Regions from separate parts of the Homo sapiens genome. Here region 1 is linked to region 2. The links are chromatin contacts, found by Hi-C in ENCODE. All regions are on one chromosome and are shown on one strand. The core of a region is the stretch at or near the end of the contact, and the rest is flanking DNA. Distances in the headings are between cores, read along the strand shown. Region 1 overlaps LONP2 (lon peptidase 2, peroxisomal). Region 2 holds the start of NETO2 (neuropilin and tolloid like 2).

Region 1 (4,200 bases), core at 735-3,234, 1.2 Mb before region 2:
TCATTAGGGACATAGAATCAAAATACGTCACACCCATTTGGAGGGCTATTATAAAAAACCCAGAAAATGAGTGCTGGCAAGGATGTGGAGAAACTGGAACATTTGTGCATTGCTGGAAGGAATGTCAAATGGTGCAGCTGCGGTGGAAAAGTTTGGCAGTTCTCAAAAAGTTAAACAGAATTATCCTGTTGTCTTAGTCATTTGTGTTAACCGTAACAGAATACCTGAGACTGGGTAATTTAAAAGTACGAATTTATTTCTCATAGTTGTGAAGACTGAGAAGCCCACGATCAGCGTGCTGGCAGACTGGTATCATCTATTGAGGGCCCAGTCTCAGCTTCTAGGACGGGGCCTGTTGCTGTGTCCTCATATGGTGGAAGGGAATCGAAGGGCAAAAAGGAGGTAATTGGTTCCCTTGAGCCCCTTTATAAAGGCACTAAATCCATTAATGAGGATGGAGCTCTCATGACATAATCACCTCCTAAAGCCTCACCTATCACGTTGGTGGTTGCTTCAACATACGAATTTGGTGGGGGGACATTCAGACCTTAGCATATGTGATCTAGTAGTTCTGCTCCTGGATATGTATCCCTAAAGGACCTAAGAAGGGACTTCAAGAGAGATGTGTACACCCATGTTCATAGCATTACTCATAATACCCAAGAGGGGGAAACAATCAGCAGATGAGTGGATAAACCAAATGCGGTCTATGGATATAGTGGTGTATTATTTGGCCATAAAAATTTCTGGTACTTGCTACCACATGGCTTTTTCCCAGGGAAAGTATTAGTTTTTGTTTGACAAAACACCTTGATAGGTCATGGTTCTGCAAGGCAGAGATGTGAAACAAAGAAAGCTAACTGTTGCAAATAATAAAAAGTTGGAGTTCCTTTGAGCTAAAGCTAAAGTGGCAAAGGAGGAAGAGGTTCATCCCTACCCTTCTGCACCCCATTATTTTGAAGAAAAAGAGTGGCCTGACCCTCCAGATCTTTCTTTTCTGGAGGACACTGGGCGAAAAGTAGTTGCCCCAGTGACTGTTCGAGCAGTTGATGGCTTGCTAAGTAAGAATGCTAAACACAAAAGGACAACTCTTGTTTGATCCCACTCATATGAAGGGAAATTCAGAAAGAAAGTGAAATAGTGGTTACCAGGGTCTGGGGTGAGGGTGGAATTTGGAGCTCTTTTTCAGTGGGTACAGAGTTTCAGTTTGTGGTGATAAAAAATGCATGTAAGCCGGGTGTGGTGGCTCACGCCTGTAATGCCAGCATTTTGGGAGGCCAAGGTGGCCGGATCATTTGAGGTTGGGAGTTTGAGACCAGCCTGGCCAACATGGTGAAACCCTGTCTCTACTAAAAAATACAAAAATTAGCTGGGCGTGGTGGCACACACCTGTGGTCCCAGCTACTTGGGAGGCTGAGGCATGAGAATTGCTTGAACTGGGGAGGCAGAGGTTGCAGTGAGCCGAGATCATGCCACTGCAGTGCAGCCTGGGTAACAGAGCAAGACTCCATCTCAAAAAAAAAAAAAAAAAAAAAAAAAAAAAGCGTGTAGAGTGGACATGCTTAGATCCAGTAACTGATACCCCCAAATTATATGCTTAAAAATGGTTAAAATTTTGGCTCTTCCCCACCCGCCCCACCCCTAACCCCCCACCCCCCCCAAAAAAAAAAAACCCAGGTGAAAAAGGAAGAGCTTAGACTTCAACCAACCAACCTCCCACCCCTGGAATTAAAAAAAAAACAAAACAAACCAAAAACAAAGCTAGTGCAATGGTCATACTGTTCCATGTCATACACAGCAAGGGGAGAATGCATTATTCTCTCAATGGATGCCTTTCGAAAGATATGCTTAAAGCAAGTGCCCTCCTGCTGCTACAAAGTGCAAGGCTGCCTGTGTCAGGACTAAAGGAAGAATACCGAGAACCCCAAGTTATATCCTTGTTGCCCCTGCTGGGTGGAACAGGGCAGAGCGATGTGGGTGTGGATTAGCGCCCTCTGGTTGCTGAAAGTGAATTCACAGTTTGTTCTAGTCCCCAGTTAGATGACGTTGGAAATGATAAAATTACAGTAGTTAAGATAGTCAATGGCATATTTTCAAACATCCCGATGTTCTTTCTCTCCAACTGCCATAACTAGTCCTAGGTCTGGACTTTTCCTCTCAATGCATTCAGATAAACTTTTATCAGCAGGCCTGCTATTTTATCACAGTATTTTGGCCCAATCTTTTTTTTTTTTTTTTTTTTTGAGACAGGGTCTCACTCTGTCGCCCAGGGTGCTGGAGTGCAGTGGCGTGATCTTGGCTCACTGCAGCCCCGACCTCCCTCATCCTCCCATCTCAGCCTCAAGTAGCTGGACTACAGGCGGGTGCCACCATGCCCAGCTAATTTTTGTATTTTTTGTAGAAATGGGGTTTTGCCATGTTGCCCAGGCTGGCCTTGAACTCCTGAGCTTAAGTGATCCACTCGCCTCGATTTCCTAAAGTGCTAGGGTTACAGGCGTGAGCCACCATGCCCAGCCCAGACTTCCTTCTCATCCAGGAAATTCCAAAATGTCTTTACATACATATTCTTATATTGTGTAATAAAAGATTCTGAAGTCCATTACTGGCTAGAATAATAACTAGAAATTGCTTAATATTACTATACATTGCATTTGAACTTAATCTCCACAGTAACAATTAGGTAGTATTACTTGGATTTCATGGATGAAGAAAACCAAGATACAAAAAGTTCACACAGCCAGTAAGCAGATGAGCCTGACTTCATAGTCATACATAGCCTGAATTGAGTCCCAGCAGGAGCACATGGGCATGGACATCTACCAGATTTGGGAACTGGCGTAGCCAAGCAAGAAATAGGAGACGGAATCAGGAGTTAGGATTCCATGCTTAGGACCATCCCAGATGGATGGCTGCCTCCCTCTGGGAGCTGCACTCTTCTGAGGTTGCAGGCATCCAGGGCCAGGGTGCTTCTGTGAGGTGTGCCAGCACGTGCCACTCTGCTGGATACAAGCTATCATGTTCTGAGGGCTGCTTCCCTCAGCATAAGAAGGGGCTTCTATTGGGATGTGTAGGCTTCATTGTAGGGTCCACTTGAGTCTTTTTTTTTTAGAGACAGTCTCGCTCTGTCAGCCAGGCTGGAGTGCAATGGCGCGATCCCAGCTCACTGCAACCTCCACCTCCTGGGTTCAGGCAATTCTTGTGCCTCAGCTTCCCAAGAAGCTGGGATTACAGGCACATGCTAACACGCCTGTATATTTTTTGTAGAGACAGAGTTTCGCCGTTGGCCAGGATTGTCTTGAACTCTTGGGCTCGGTGATCTGCCTACCTCGACCTCCCAAAGTGCTGGAATTACAGGTGTGAGCCATCACGCCCGGCCCACTTGAATATATATATATAGCCAAGAATAGTTGGCTATACTTTCATCTTTGCCTAGTTCTAAGTAATTGATTGGTTTCAGGATCCAATAAACTCTACAGGTAAATCCACTAAGGTAATGGTCTATACCGGTGGTTCCTGAACTTGAGTGTGCAGCAGAATTACCTGGAAGGCTTCTTAAAACACAGATTTCTGTCCCCACCTCCCAGGATTTGATTCAGGCGGCCTGCTGTGGAGCCTGAGAATGTACATTTCTAACAAGTTACCAGGTACTACAGATGCTTCTGTTCTGGAGACTGTGCTGAGAACCACTATGCTATATCTTTCCAGGGACAGTAAGGATCCCACTAAAAAGACAAGAATTCGATTTTTATCAGTTTACTAAATCAACATCTTATATTTCTATACTAAACACTAGCCACTACTTGAGGTTTATTACTGTTGTGATTATGTTTATAAAACAGGGACATCTTGCATACCCCTAATGGTGTGAATAAAATCAACTGTGTCAGTACCTTTGAGCACTTCATAACTTAAAATTCTAAAAAATTGAGATTTGGACCTACAGTTTGCTATTTAACAGACCAGGTCTGGTCTTGACAGTAAAGCCACCATCAAAAGCTGCATTAAGAACCTCATCCAGGCAGCTTGCTGTGACAAAACTTAAATCCTGTCGTACGTTGCCTGGGATTCCCTCAAGGTCTTTTTCATTTCTCCGAGGAATAATGACTTGCTTCAGTCCCGCTCTGTGTGCCGCCAGCACTTTGTCTTTAATTCCACCCACCTGTAAGGAGAGAAAAAAGTTTTTAGGGTTAATGATCACCC
Region 2 (3,775 bases), core at 843-3,342:
TCTTCCCAGAACTCCATTACTGCACTATTAAAAGTAATCATTTACCTAACTAGCATTTGAGCACCTATCTCCATAATCAAAGCCCACCATGTCCAACCTCTTTATACCAAACACAACACTTGCCCCACGTTCCAGGCTCATCCTGCTCCCTGCCTGCTGAGCTCTTCTTCTGCCTCCTCTCCTCTCGCCACCCCAAGCATTTCCATGGTTTGTGTGTCACCTCCTTCAGGAAGTCTTCTCTGATGACATGACACGCAGATTTTTCCTTCAGTCAACAACTTCACATTAAGAAACTATTATGTTAATTTGAGAGCCCCTTCCTCTCAAATTTTTTTGGTTCACTGTTGTCTGTAACCTATACTTAATATTGTCTTCTTACTCTCCTATTCTACTAATATGCTACATCATTATTATTATTTGAGACGGAGTCTCGCTGTTGCCCAAGCTGGAGTGCAGTTCAAGCGATTCTCCTGCCTCAGCCTCCCTAGTAGCTGGGACTACAGGCGCGTGCCACCACGCCCAGCTAATTTTTGTATTTTTAGTAGAGATGGGGTTTCACCATGTCGGCCAGGCTGGTCTTAAACCTCTGACCTCGGGTGACCCGCCTGCCTCAGCCTCCCAAAGTTCTGGGATTACATGCGTGAGCCACCTTTTCATATCCGTGGGAAAAAGTTCTTAAATGTTTTATTTCCTAATTGGTTCTCGTGTGCGATCTTAACTGTAGTAGGTGGTTACCTTTAGGAACCCAAACTTACCCATCTTTTATGCCCCCATTCACAGCACATGGCAAAGGGTGAAACACCTCGATATTAATTGGTGTTAAGTATGTTTTTCCTTTGTAAATCTCATGAATTATTTATGCTTTTGTACCTTTCTTGAAGGAATACAAAGTGAGAGAGAAGAGCTTAACACCTGAAAAATGTTTCAGTTGCCTGACATTGTCTTTAGCTACAATTGGTTAGACAAACGTTTACAGAGTTCCTACTACACGCAGAGACAGGCATAAATATTCTATTATGGTAAGGCCTTGATCACGGTTGTTATCTCCAGCACCAATCATTGTCTTCTGCACATAATTAACACCCAATACGTATGTGTGGAGTGAAAAAAATGAATGCAGTCGGCCTGCCTGCAAGCAGCTGATATTTTAATGGTGTGAGGGTGAGGGAGATATAAAGGATGAACAAATAAATAAATGAGGAAGGTCATATCAGTGTGATAACCGCTGTGGAGAAAATAAAGCAGGATCATGAATACCACCAACAGCCAGGCAGTTGTTGGCAGACCTGGAGACTCCCATCAGCTGGCGAAGCTGCCCAGCGTAGTGGTTAGCTGCTAGGAGGGCAGCCCCGGGGGAGGTGCACAGCCCTGCCGCTCATTCGCTACGCGGCTCTGGACGAAGGGCTTCACCTCTCTGGCCTCGACTTTCCAATCCCCTAAAACCTACTTCATGAGGGGGAGTCTGAGGAGTTGGTACTAAAGTGCCTGTCAACCTGGCGGGCGCTAGGGAAACGCCGGCAGCGCCGCGGGTCGGGAACTCACCGGCGCGAAGGGCACGGAGAGCCTCGGGCTCCCTCTGCCGATGTCCGCGCTTCCCTGCCCAGGGTCGAGCAAGGCTGAGCTGGGCAAAGTTTTGACCTTGAATGGAGGTCTGGGGGACTAGGGACCGGCGCCCCTCTCTGTCTGCTAGGGCTGGCGGAGACCCGGCAGGCCGGCGAGGGTGCGGGGCCGAGGTGGGCGGCGCTTCCCGGGCGCCTCCGTCAGACGGGAGGCATCGAGGGCTCGGCCAGCTGCCCCGGGCGCCCTGCGCGGCGGCTGGGCACGGGCCGGTCACTGCCCCGGCGCCGGCCTCTCGGACGAGGCCGCCGCGCAGCCACGGCGAGAGGCACCCTCACTACCCCCGCGCCCAGCCGGCTCCCAGCCCTAACGGCAGCCGGCGGGGAGCGACGCCGTCCCACGGCGCGAGGCCGCGGCGGGCGCGCGAGGCGCGGCGCGGGGCGGGGCGGGGCGGGCACATGCGCACAGGCGGCGCAGCCGGCACGCGGCGCTCGCGCTCCCTCCTTAAATGAGCCTGGGCGCCCCGCGCCCGCCACTTCAGTGGATCCCGCGCCGGGGCCGCGGGCGGAGCTGCCTGCCGGTCCCGCGCCGCGCGTCCGCACTCCTCGGCCCTCGGGCGGTCGATGGGACGGGGCGCCGCGGAGCAGGAGGCGGCGCCCGTCGGGGTGCTCGGGCCGCGCGGGAGCCCACTGTGGGGCTCGGGCATGGCGGGCCGCAGGACCTGAGCTCTCCTCAGGGGAGCGGGGAGGCAGCTGCTGGCCGGCGATGGGGACGGAGTGGGGCCGTCGCCGCCGCGCCGAGCCGTGAGCGCCGAGCCACCGCCGCCGCTACCTCAGCCCTTCGCGAAGCGCCGGGCAGCTCGGGAACATGGCCCTGGAGCGGCTCTGCTCGGTCCTCAAAGGTAAGGACCGGGGCTGGGGCCACGGACGGCGCCCCCTGCGGGCCGAGGCTGGCGCGCCGCCCTGCCCGCGCCTCTGCGTCCCTTACCCGCGCCCGGGACCCGACGCGCCTCTTTGTCTGGCGGGGCTCGCGGCTACTCGGAGCGGACCGCGGGGCGCGAGCCCTGCCCGGCTCCGCCGGCTCTCCGGGCGCGCCGCTTCCGACCCCTGCGAGTCCGGCCGACGTTCGCGGGGCGCGTGTGGGAAGAGGGATCGGGTCGGGAAGGCGGCCAGGAGGCCCCTGGGCCCAGCAGGGCCCTCCGGGCTGCGCCCTCGCGCCGCTTCCGTAGAATTCCGCGCATCCCTTTGCAAAGTTGTGAGATTCCTGTCGTGGAGCGGAGGCCGCTCTTTCTCCAGATGTGATGGCAAAAAGTAATTCCACGAGAACAATAAAAGCCGCGGCCGTGACGTCGTGCAGTGGTTTTCGAATAGCCCCGCGGCGCCTGCACCTCGCGGCGGGGAACGGGGCCTGCTGGGCCAGCCGGGTCCCACCTGCTGCGGCCACGGAGGCTGCGGCACCACTGCGGGCTCCGGGGGCGGCGCGCGGGCGCCGCGGACCCGGCTTGTCCCGGCCCCCGGGGAGCGCTGCTGCTCGGGTGCTTCCCGGGACGCGGCGCTCCTCGCGCTCCGCCAGAGGTCTCAGAATTCCCCGCCGCTGGTGTTCGGTTCTTACTAATTTGTTGTACTGGGAATTAAAACAGTTGGCTTGTCCAGAGCACAGAGCTCTAAAACCTACTCCACCGGCTTTGCATTTCCCAGGAGGTGGTAATTTAGATGAAAATTTATATACATAGATAATTAGGATTGGGATACAAAGTTGCTCCTGAAACTCGGACTGAATAAATCGTCTTTTCAATTTCCAGAGGGAAAACAGCACCACCACTCAGTAAAGGACTTCCCTTTTTCCCCCTGCTGATTTAAATTGAAAGCTGACGTGTTTGTAATGTCGTAACATGTTCTTTTTTTAAAAATTTCGAGGGTACGGCTGAGGCATTATTAACGGTGTTATGTATAACTCAGCACTGTATCTTAATATTTGTAGAGTGACTTTTTTCCTGCTCCCTAACAGCACTTTTTTCAAATTTGTTTTATTAGAAAGTTCAGTGTAATTTTGCTTTTGATTTTAATTGGACACATTGTCTACTCTCCACATATTCCTAAATTCGTAATTGAGATTTCAGTAATTCGAAACGTTTAACTACCCCACTGTAAACGTATCTACAGCTTGTACTAAGGTAACCTAGGACTTTCTAGCTGATGAATATTTCACAAACCGTAAA

The links. A loop is a pair of places that touch in the nucleus more often than their neighbours do. Pooled maps may share reads with other maps.
Region 1: a loop to region 2 is called in a pooled map, with 6 times the contacts of the local background. The contact joins the enhancer-like site here to the promoter of NETO2 in region 2. A Hi-C loop is called at or near these places in 1 of 168 maps with a recorded cell type or tissue (naive thymus-derived CD4-positive, alpha-beta T cell), 1 of 37 single-sample maps with no recorded cell type and 8 of 50 pooled maps.

Annotation. Positions count from the first base shown.
Region 1 is chr16:48,351,540-48,355,739 of GRCh38, reverse strand. It overlaps LONP2 (lon peptidase 2, peroxisomal), which reads right to left. Exons shown (of 15, transcript NM_031490.5): 15 at 1-4,159. The coding sequence ends at 3,938. Among named protein-coding and RNA genes, the nearest start is that of SIAH1, 32 kb to the left of the region's middle. Within about 2 kb of position 1,984, at least 7 of the 41 ENCODE cell types and tissues checked have a DNase peak (open chromatin) inside an H3K27ac peak, as active enhancers do.
Region 2 is chr16:47,142,262-47,146,036 of GRCh38, reverse strand. It overlaps NETO2 (neuropilin and tolloid like 2), which reads left to right and starts at 2,092. Exons shown (of 9, transcript NM_018092.5): 1 at 2,092-2,458. The coding sequence starts at 2,425. It overlaps ITFG1-AS1 (ITFG1 antisense RNA 1), which reads right to left and starts at 1,969. Exons shown (of 4, transcript NR_110904.1): 1 at 1,543-1,969. RefSeq lists silencers at 1,562-1,891, 1,952-2,791, 2,962-3,111.